Regions from separate parts of the Homo sapiens genome. Here region 1 is linked to region 2. A link is a loop called in an ENCODE intact Hi-C map of the cell type or tissue named here. Cell type or tissue: heart right ventricle. All regions are shown on one strand. Links, peaks and the distances in the headings refer to the core of each region. The heading gives the core; the rest is flanking DNA.

The links. Peaks named below come from ENCODE experiments on the same cell type or tissue, not always from the same donor. Only the 100,000 strongest peaks of a DNase experiment are listed, where the experiment ranks them.
Region 1: a loop joins it to region 2, with 2.2 times the contacts of the local background. A loop is called at or near these places in 8 of 110 quality-filtered maps.

Annotation. Positions count from the first base shown.
Region 1 is chr10:31,695,177-31,700,545 of GRCh38, forward strand. All of the region lies in intron 1 of MACORIS (macrophage enriched lincRNA repressor of IFN-gamma signaling), which reads right to left. Among named protein-coding and RNA genes, the nearest start is that of MACORIS, 9.6 kb to the right of the region's middle. RefSeq lists enhancers at 1-32, 33-594. In heart right ventricle, for the core only: no CTCF peak of the experiment used is centred there; DNase peaks (open chromatin) are centred at 2,865, 3,125, 3,547 and 5,170; H3K4me3 peaks cover 2,169 bases; H3K27ac peaks cover 5,000 bases.
Region 2 is chr10:31,617,356-31,622,724 of GRCh38, forward strand. It overlaps LOC105376484 (a long non-coding RNA gene), which reads right to left and starts at 3,618. Exons shown (of 3, transcript XR_930803.3): 1 at 3,425-3,618. It also overlaps the pseudogene GLUD1P5. In heart right ventricle, for the core only: a CTCF peak has its summit at 3,130 (motif pointing left); DNase peaks (open chromatin) are centred at 1,282, 2,507 and 3,036; H3K27ac peaks cover 4,515 bases.

The sequences.
Region 1 (5,369 bases), core at 223-5,222, 78 kb after region 2:
GCCTGGAAGAGACAGACCTGGCGAAGCAAGAGCCTGGGGGCTCTGCGCAGCCAGAGGACATCCTGCAGCCACCGGGTACCCTGCAAAGGCGAGGGGGGGCTCGCCTTGAGGGGAGGCTGGTGGGCAGGAACTGCCGGGCCCGCAGTCGAGCTGTTTTCCACTTGTCTAGGGTATATCACCTGCTTCTGCACTGCACTTAGATGAGCAACTATGACACTGATGTTCTTGTTAAGGAACTGCATTGTTTTGCTAGGGCTTCCATAACAAAGTACCACAGACTGGGTGGCTTACCCAATGAAAGTCTGTTTTCCCACCGTTCTGGAAGCTGAAAGTCCAAGATCAACCTGTGGGCAGGTTGGGTTTCTCCTGGGGCCTGTCTCCTTGGCTGGGAGGCAGCCGCCTTCTTGCTGTGTCCTCACATGGCCTTTCCCCTGTGCAAGCGCATCCCTGATGTCTCTGCATCTTCTTGTTATGACACAGCAGTATTGGGTTAGGGCCCACTCCAATGACCTCATTTTAACTTAATTACCATTGTAAGGATGCTGTCTCCAAAACAGTCACATTCTGAGGTGCTGAGGGTTGAACTTCAACAGATGTATTTGTAGGGACCAAATTCAGCCCATAGCAGGGACTTTTAGATGTTTTATTTATTTATTTTTATTTTGTTTTATTTTTATTTTTGGAGATGGAGTTTCACTCTTGTTGCCCAGGCTGGAGTGCAGTGGCACGATCTCAGCTCACTGCAACCTCTGCCTCCTGGGTTCAAGTGATTCTCCTACCTCAGCCTCCTGAGTAGCTGGGATTACAGGCACCAGCCACCGTGCCTGGCTAAATTTTTGCATTTTTAGTAGACGAGGTTTCATCATGTTGGCCAGCCTGGTCTCAAACTCCTGACCTCAGGTAATGCATCCACCTTGGCCTCCCAAAGTGTTGGTATTACAGGCATGAGCCACTGTGCCCGCCCAGACTTTTTATGATCACAATGTTCATATAAAGCCATAACTGTCACTGAGTACTGGGTATTTACTGGACTTCACCTGCATCTTCAAAACTGACACGTGAGGCAGGTAGCATTATTGTTCACACTTTAGAGATGAAGAAACTGAGGCACACTGCCATTAAGCACCTCATCTGGTTAGTGGCAGAGTTGCACCCATACAGCAGGTTGCCCAAGCCTGCGCTTCCGATCACCACATTATTCTGTCTCTTCTCCTGTGTTTGTGACAGAAAAATGTGCACACTCTAGAAGAGAAGAAAGAAAAGAAAAGCCACCCACAACTTCACCCATCTGGGCTTTGCATGTAGATGTGTATTGTGTGACATACTCTGTTTTCCTGTCCTCGTTCCTCCTTCACACCGGCTAACGTCTTTGACACAGCATTGTTGGTGGCAAGGCCAAAGGAGAGCTGTAGGGACTTAAAAACTGTGTCTGCGGCCTGGCACGGTGGCTCACACCTGTAATCCCAGCACTTTGGGAGGCTGAGGCAGGAGGATCACTTGAGGTCAGGAGTTCGAGACCAGCCTGGCCAACATGGTGAAACCCCATCTTCTACCAAAAATACAAAAATTAGCCGAGTGTGGTGTTGTGCACCTGTAATCCCAGCTACTTGGGAGCCTGAGGCAGGAGAATTGCTTGAACCTGGGGGGCGGAGGTTGCAGTGAGCAGAGATCAGGCCACTGCACTCCACCCTGGGCAGCAGGGTGAGACTCTGTCAAAAAAACAAAAACGAAACAAAAAACAAAAACAAAAAACTGTGTCTGCAAAAAATAAAAGAGCATGGGACAGTGTTAAGGATACAGGGTTGGGTGTAAGCAGCAGGTTCCTTAGCAATGTGTGCAGTATGAGCCCAATTTAAAACAAAACAAAACAAAACAAAAATTATCACCGGAATTCTAGGTAGATCTCTGGCTACTGAGCCTATGGGTGATATTCATTTTCCTCCTATATCACCTATATGTGTTTCCCATATTTTTCAAATGTGCTATAATGAGCATGTAGACACAATGACCTCTGAAAGCAGAAATAAAAAACAATAAATGTCCTAAGAGAAAAATTAAACTGTGCTGGCTCACAGCACGGCAGGTCCGATTCACTGATGCAGTCTCCATTCTGGAAGATTTCTGTGTTTGTGCCCAGAAGGGAAAACAAAGGCAGCAGACGGAGTCTGTGAGGAAATCTACTGGAAACAACATCCTGAGTGAGGAAAGCAACAAAAGAGCCACCTCCCTAAAAGCAGCCCAAAGTGGCAATTCAAATAGTAAAAATGACGCAGGGATTTGGAAACAAAATCCCAGCTTGCAGTCAGAGCTTCCTGAGCCAGTGAAAACAGCAAGTGCGGAAGAGGAAGCCCAGGCTGCCCCATGTCCCCAGGGTCCACGGCTGCCACCTTTGCCAGGACCCCTGGGGGCTCAGAGAGAGCTCCATTCTTCTCCTCCCAGGTGGAGGGTCAGCCCTGTGCCCCAGGTGCCCAGCAGTCTAGGGGGCATGCCAAGTTTTCCCTGTGGGGAGCAAGGCTGCCCTTGGACAGGAACCCAGAAATGGCCTGAGCCGGGCCGGGCATGTGTTTCACCTCAGGCCACCTGCTTCCTGCTGGGCTGCGCAGCCGGGAGCCAGCGAGGCGGACACAATGGGCAAGACCCACGTCACTTTCTTAGGGAAAGAAAATTACTCTTTGTGGACCGAGAGATCAAGACAGGATATCTATAAGTGTTTAAAGAAAAGCCCAGTCTGCAGTCCCCTCCCTCCCCAAGCACTTCCGAAATGTCCCTCAACACACCCGGCTCTTTAAATATCCAAACCCAGAATAAATGTGCACACAGCATTTCCCCCAGCAACGGGGTCCACGCGGCTGCCAGCTGAGTCACAGATGTTAGAGCTGGGCCGGGCCTCTGAGATCACCAAGTTCAGGCTAAGAGCAGAATGACCAGCTCTCGGTGCTTCTTCCCTGTGCAGACACTTGCTGGCTGTGTCACTGCTGGGCACCTCTCCTCTCTCAGTGGCTCCCTGGGCTGTGCTGGTGCCACTCAGGTCTCCCTGTGCCCTTAATAACCACTGAGCCACCCAGCCTAGGCTGCTAGGGCCATGCTTTTAAATGAGATGCTGAGTCTAGAGAGGAAAAAGGACTCGCTGCATTGCACAACTTGTTCCTGGCGTAACTGGAGCTAAAACCTGGCGTGACTCGTCTCCTCCAGCTCTTTCCTGGACTCTTATGGACGTCTTGCGTCTGACGATTGTTTTGTGGGGCCATCCTGTGATGGTGCGGGTGATTGCTATAGATTACAAGCTGTTGAATGTACTTTCTTTGAGATCCCTCCAGATAGGTTTAGACAGGCATTTTCTTAAGTTTTGGATTTTTATCAACTTGGACTATATCTATGGTTTGGTTTTGTTTTTCATAAAAATTCTTTTTGGCCTCTGGTAAAGATAAATTCCACCAGACCTCAAAATGTGAAACAGACACAAGCAGACCTGATCTGGTTGGAGCAGGAGCAAAATCCCAAAGCTCCCTCTCCTACAGCCTCCCTCTGCTGCACAACCCCCATGTCCTGGGACTCATAGCTCTGAGCAATCATTTGCAAAACACTGGGCCGTCAGTATCTGATGGACTTGCTCGTATCTGAGAATCTGTGATTCGTGATTATGTGACTGTAGATAATGAAGAAAACATCCCCAGGTTCCTACCCTATCCTCCACCTAACTTGGCAGCATAGAGTAACAAATAAGGATGAGGAGAGATCTGACAGGTGTGCTAAATTTAAATGCACCCAGGGGTCATCAGTGAAATGTACACGCCCAAGCCCAAAATAAATCATTCATTCTTTCATTCCTCCAACAAAAATCGACTGCTAGGCACAGCAGATTATATGCAGGAAAGTAATTCACAGCCTTTATTCTTAAGGAGGTTTGGGTTTTATGTAAGAAAGTCTGACATCTAAATACAAAGAAAATTATAAACACTTCCAATATAATGTCTTTCAGATTTTCATGATCAAGAGCCGCCCTTTCCAGCAAGAATCACCATCAATGGCTTCATGGAAGAAGTGGCATTTGAAGAATAGTGTGATTTTGACAGGTGGAGCTGGGAGAGGAGGGCACTTCAGAATGAGGAAGCAGCATATTCAAAGGCCTGGGGGCCATTTGGTCATACAGGCTGAACCATATTCACCTCTAGGAAGCACATTCAGGTAATAGTGAAGGGAAGGGCAGCCATGGAATCAGCCACGTGGCAGCCCTGCTGGAAAGCACAGGTGTGTTCAAGAAATCCTGAGCTTGGGCACACCATGGGAGGGATCTGAATGGGGAAGCAGAGAGATCAGGCAGGGACCAGGGCGTGGAGGGCCTGGAAAGCCAGACAAAGGCTGCACACAGTGGGAAGTTGCTAAGCATTTTTGAGCAGGTAAGTGGCAACAGGGTCAAGCTTTCGGAAGCTAGGCCTAGCCATGGTATGAGGGTGAAATGGGAGGAAAGGGATGGAAGGCCAGGATGTGGTTGAAATTACCGCTGCAATAAAGGGGACAGGGAAAGGGCCAACTGTCGGTGGGGCAGGTGGTGTGGCTGGAAAAGAAGGGATAGGTGCAAGAGAATTTTTTAAAGTCCCGGGAAAATCAGCCAGGCTTGACAAATAACTGACTTTGGAGGTCAGAGGAGTGGAACAGTCAGAGGGACCAGCCGGCCTGTTCTGGGAACCTGGGGAAGGAGTGGGGGTCTTTTGCACTTTTACGGGAGACCACAGGTGTTTCTGCAACTGGATAGGCAAACGAGAAGTTCGATTTTAGGCCTGGGATGTCTGAGATGTTGGAGAGAGAGCCAGTTCAAAGTACCAGCTCTACCCCAAGCAAGGCTTTCTTTATGTCACCACACACATGTGCACAAAAACTCCTCTTAGTGTTGATAGTGAAACAGCCTGACTTGGAAGGAGGGTTATCGATTCCAATAGGCCCCATACTGCATTTTCTCCATCTGATTTCTCTCGCCTTCTTCTCTCCTTCCCAGGGAACATGGGGCTCAATGTGAGAGAAAGTCAAAAATGCAACTTCCTTATGGCAAATATGGGCAACAATTAGAAGAGCAAGGAAGGGGAATTCCCCCCGGCCCCATATTTTCCAGCTGAGCTGTGCTTGTCAGGGTAAACAGCGACAAAAATAATCACAGTTGCTTGCCACTTGGAATACTATTATCTGAACAGTTGGTGGATATGAACTGTTTTTAAAACGGGCTATCAAAACAAACCCAGGGAGAACATCTGTGGGGCCACGGGCCTGCGAGCCAGCTAAGGAAGGAAGCCATAACCCGGCAGCCTCTCCATCAAGTGTCCTTGCTGGGCAGGCGAGGGGGCGTCCCAACGATCACGAGGATGGGATGGGGTGGC
Region 2 (5,369 bases), core at 61-5,060:
GTAAACCACTCCAGTTTCACAGACACAGCTGGGACCACCCCAGGCTAGTCCTGATTTCCTGAGGTCCTCTGTCCACCAGAGGCCCCTGTGCCCTCCACCTGGATCCAGACCAGGCAGGAAGAGCAGGGAATCTTCTGAAGGCCAATGTCTGCATGCTGGGAGCCCTTAGCTGAATCTAATGAACTCTAGAATCTTCCCACTCACTTGGACACAACTGCTTGGGAGGCCCCCACACCAGCTCCAAGAGGCCCCTCTCTGCAGGTGGGCCCTGAGGTGGGCAGGGTGGATGGGGAAAGCATTGTTCCCTTGGCTCCAACTTGGGCTGGCATTTCTGGAAGTTGGTGTGTGGACGGGTGTGTGTGTGTGTGTGTGTGTGTGTGTGTGTGTGTTTGTGTGTGTGTGTGTGTTTGTGTGTGTGTGTGTGTGTGTTGGGGGGGTCCTAGCCTCCAGGTCCCTCCCCAGAGTCCAGACCCATCAGGCAGTGGTGAGGTTGGCTCTGGGGTGCTGGGCAGGGGGTGTGGGGCCCTGGAGCCTCCGCCCTCTTCCTCCCTCCCACTCAGCCTCTCTGCGGCTTGCACCCCTATCCCTGTGTCTCCACTCTCCCACTTCCCTCTCAGTTCCTCTCTGGCCATTGTGGCTCACTGATGATCACCTTCTGATGTGCTGATGTTCATGTACTTGGACTCTCTCCTCCTCTGTCTTTGCTTTGTTGCCATCTATTGGCACCTGTGTCTGTGTCTCCCTCACTATGAACTTTGTGTCCATCCTGGCCCCACTCAGGTTTCTCTGGGAACCCAGGGCCTCCCAGTCGGAGTGAGCAAGGCCCACCTCCCACCCTTCCTGCAGGGCCAGGCCCTGTCCCTGCTCCTACCCAGCCTCTCCTCCCCCCAACTCTCTCCATGAGGTGCTCGAGGGTCATGCTGGGCTTCCAGCAGGTCACAGAAGGACACCAAGGAGGAGGCCGCCATGTGCCCATGCTTGCTGCAGAGGGACAGGCGCAGGGGCTGCTCTCACAGCCGGTGCACTCTGCACTTGTCTTCTTCAGGCCAGCACCAGGGACTGGGCACCTACCCCAGATGGACTCCTGCCATCCCAGGAACAAGACCTCCTGGGAAGGAGAGCAGAAAATAAGGCAGGGGAGGAAGCGGGAGGCAAGATAGGGACATGGGACATGGGCAGAGCTGGGAAAGAACAGAAAATGATTTTGCATCTGTGGAAAGATGCTGCCTGGCCAGCGGGATGGTGTGGATAGGCCCATGTGTTGCTGCCAAGCCCTGCTCCCCTGGGTGATTAACAGAAACGAGGCAGTGGGGAGGAGGGAAAGAGAAAAATGCCTTCTACCTCCATGTGTCCCGAGTTTGAGCCCCGCGCCGGCTTGAATGGCCCAGACACTGGGGAGGAGGTTCAGCATGGGAGCATCCCCATGCTGAAATAAAGCTCCAGGAATCCAGGCCTGGGTTTTGGGGTTCAGACAGTATGTGTTTTTCTTACCACAAGCCAGAACCATGATCCCTCTGGAAAAGGTCGACTCCACAGCTGTTTAAAAATCCCCTGGGACTTGGAGATAAATGATCTGAGTCAGGCTGTGCTAACAGCTCCGTTTTGGAGCCAAGCAGGAGGTGGGCCACCGCTCCGTCCTCAGGCCCATCCATCACTGCGCGGCCACAATCTCAGGGGCCACCAGCCTCTCTGACCATGCTGTTTCCATTAGAGCATGATTGTGAAACTTTCAGAAGAGAGAGGCTGGCAAAGAACTCAGGCCAGGAGAGCCGCCCGGCCCACACCAGGGCAGAAGGCTTTCAAGGTCTCACCCTTGCCCCTCATGGGTGGGGCTGGGCTGGTTTTCCGCCAGATGGTCCCTGTGGAGATGCAGGAACATTCCCTAACCCGGGAGCCACCTCGGAGGGGAGGGAGAAGAGGGAGAGCTCACCTAGATGGCTCCACGCACCTGTCCCGGCCCGGCTTCCACTGGGCTTAACACATTCCCCCATGAAATCATGTGCATGCAGCCAAAGCAATACCAACAGGGAAATACTTTTTATTTTAACCTCAGGCTCTCACAACCAAAGTGGGTTTGCTCAGTGTGGTAAGGGAGTACGGTGTTTGCAGTGGCCCAGGACAACTGGGGGTGCCAGGGAGGCCCCGCACAGAGGAACATTTGGGGAGCATCAGAGACAGGAGGAAAGTGCCCCTGCAAGGGCCCACAGAGATGGGGAGCCCCCAGCTGCTGCGGCCTCTTTAGCTTGGCTAAAGAGGGATTATGCACCTGTTTAATCTGGAGAGAAACGCTGCCTGCAAGTTATGGCTGTTTTGCTCTAACACACGCCATTAACTATTCCTGGAATCCAAATGGAAAAGGAACAAAATAAACCACTTTGAAGTCCCAGGCTAGGGCTGATCTGGTGGGGGTGGGGTTCGGGTCCAGTTGGATGGTCTGGGCAGTGAGGGCTCTGGGCGGGGGCCGCCCCTTGCACTCTAATTGGGTGTGTCTGGGCACCTGTTTGTCCTGACATCTGCAGGAACTGGGGGGAGAGAAGGATGGCCTCCTGGGTGCAGCTACCGCCTACACTGGAGGAGGGAAGGAAGAGCCTCTGGCCAGGGTGTGCCTGGGTGGATTGACTTCCTGAGAGCTCAGGCCACCCCCATCTGCAGTGAGGCAGATGCTGTCACGGCACTAAATGCTGCAGATGCATGAACTCATTTAATCCTCGCAACAAACCTACAAAGTGGGTATCCTGATTGCCCCCATGTTACAGATGAGAAGACCAAGGCACAGAGAAATAAAGTGGCTTCCCTAAGGCACACAGCAAGGAAGCAGCAGGGCCAGGATTTGAACTCCCAGTCTGGCTGCAAAGTCCCTGTCCTTAACCAGGACATGCCCCTGTCTCTTTAACTGCATTTTAAAACCAGTTATTTGGCCCAAGAGATGTTCAGTAGTCATGCCCCGCCCCAGCTGGCTCTCAACCCCTGGAAGATTCCCCAAAGCCTGGGATCAGCTTTCTCTCCGGGCTAAACACCCCCTCCTGGCCCCAAATCACCCCAGCGCCTGTTTCCTGCGGTATTCCCCACCTCGGGAAGTGGAAGAGTCATGCAAAGCTTGACGGCCCCTATGAAGCAAACACAGGAAAGGCCAACGCCCCCCACCGGCCAGTCCCAGGATTTACTGAGATCATGAATAACAGGTTTCTTTAAGGCAGCTGTGAAGGCGGTACCCCCCCCAACCACCTGTCACCCCCAGCCTTGGGTGCCAATGGGAGACTCCGAGGACCAAAGGGCTGGCGTGGTGGAGTGAAACTGCCCCCTCTAACCTCTCCAAGGATCAGACACCACGTCCTGCATTTCCTTACAGCTGTCTTCCTTTCCCCAAGGCCAGAGCTAGTCTTTCTTGGAATCCTGGGAAGAGGCCTCTTTGACCCAAACTCACCCTCACCACCTGCTGAAAGTGTCCACATCATGGAACCCTCTGGAATGTGGTCTTCTTTTCTCCAAGTGACTCATCCAGCCTCCGCACTGTTACCAGAAATACCTTTCCAACACACAAATCAGATTAGGCCTCTCCCCTGCTTCAAACAATTTCAAATCTCTTGGCGCCAGCTTTCCACAGGAAACAGCCCAAATGTCTTATGATGTCCTACTAGGCCAATCCCCTGGCCTCTGCCTACTTTAGCCAGAGCAGAATGACCATCATTGTTTCCAGGCATCAATTATGCTGCCTTCCCTGCCAGTGACCCCTCAGCCTGGTATACATCTCTTACTCATCCCTCAAATACCCATTTGAACATCTCCTTCAGGGCCTATACTCATCCACTTCTCTCCGTGGGCAAAAAAAAACCTAGCAGAACCCTTTGCACATACATCTTACCATAACCCCTTGTGTCTCACTCATTCATTGAAATGTCTGTTTTTCCACTCTAACGAGCTTAAGAGAAGGAGGCTTAATCTTTGTATTTTCAGCACCCAGTATCAACAAGGCTGTTGAAATGCAAATATTTGGGAGAAACCCCTTGAACCAATAATCTCCAAAACCAACAATATGAATGCATTTATTTAGTTAGCTCTAGCAGAGAACATACTTGGAGACATCCACTTCTGGGCTGTGGGAGTTGTGATGTGACGGGAAGGAAACCTGTGCTCTAGGATAGAGTCTTGCCGTGGGGCTGGGACTCCTGAGACAGCTACAGGGACTGGGCAAGCTAGAGGGCAAAAACCACCCTTCATTAGGCTTTCCCCAGCCCAGCCCTGCACAAGGGAACCCATTCTGCCCCCTGACTCATCTACTGAAGGCCCTTCCTCTCCCACCGAGGCTTAAAACCTGGCCATTGGTGTCTGCCTCCTGACATTACAGAAAGCAGCCCTGGACACCTCCTCCAGGTACCTTGCAGGTAAGTATAGGCCCTCCCCATCTCCAGCTCCTCTTGGTAGAGGCAGGGGGCAGACAAAGGCCTAGGCAAATAGAGAAGGGTCCCCAGAGAATCTCTGACCTGCCCCAAAAGTGTTTACACCAGAAGTTTTGTGCAGGTAAGGGAACCTGCACAAGGGGCCTGCCTGGGTCCACCCACAGCAGACTGGAGGCCCACATGTGCTGGGGTAATGGGGTGGAGTCACCAGGAATTGTCACCTTATGCAGGGGGAGGAGCCTGGCCTCTTCAGCTCATGTTGGGGGGCCCTGGTATTCAATTTGGGAGCTGGAAACCTGCTTGCAAGACCCCCTCTCTTTGCTGAGAGCTTTTCTTTTGCTTCATAAATTCTGCCCTCCTCACCCTTCAATGTGTCCGCATGCTTAATTTTTTCCTGGTCGTCAGACAAGAACTCGGATTTAGCTGAACTAAAGAGCAAAACTCCAGCATCTCTGTCCTGTGAGCAGCATGTTCCTTTCCCTGATGTCTCCACCTCAGATGCCTCTGGTCTGGAAGTCATTTCAGCTGACTAGCTGGAGACTAGCTGTGGCGCCATAGAAAACACTGCCTTTGGAGCCAAATCAATGGGAGTTTAAATTCTGTCTCAGCCTCAGTCTCAGTTTCCTCATCTGCAAAGTGAGAGTAAAGAATCACTCCTTTTTGGGAGGCCGAGGCAGGCAGATCACCTGAGGTCAGGAGTTCGAGACCAACCTGGCCAACATGGTAAAACCCCGTCTCTACTAAAAATACAAAAATTAGCCAGGCCTGGTGGCATGAGCCTGTAATCCCAGCTACCCGAGAGGCTGAGGCAGGAAAACTGCTGGAACCCAGGAGGTGGAGGCTGCCGTGAGCCGAGATTGTGCCACTGCACTCCAGCCTGGGTGACAGAGCAAGACTCCATCTGGGAACAACAACAACAAAAAAAGAATCACCCCCAAGGGTTGGTGTGAGAAGCAGAGATGATGTGCGCAG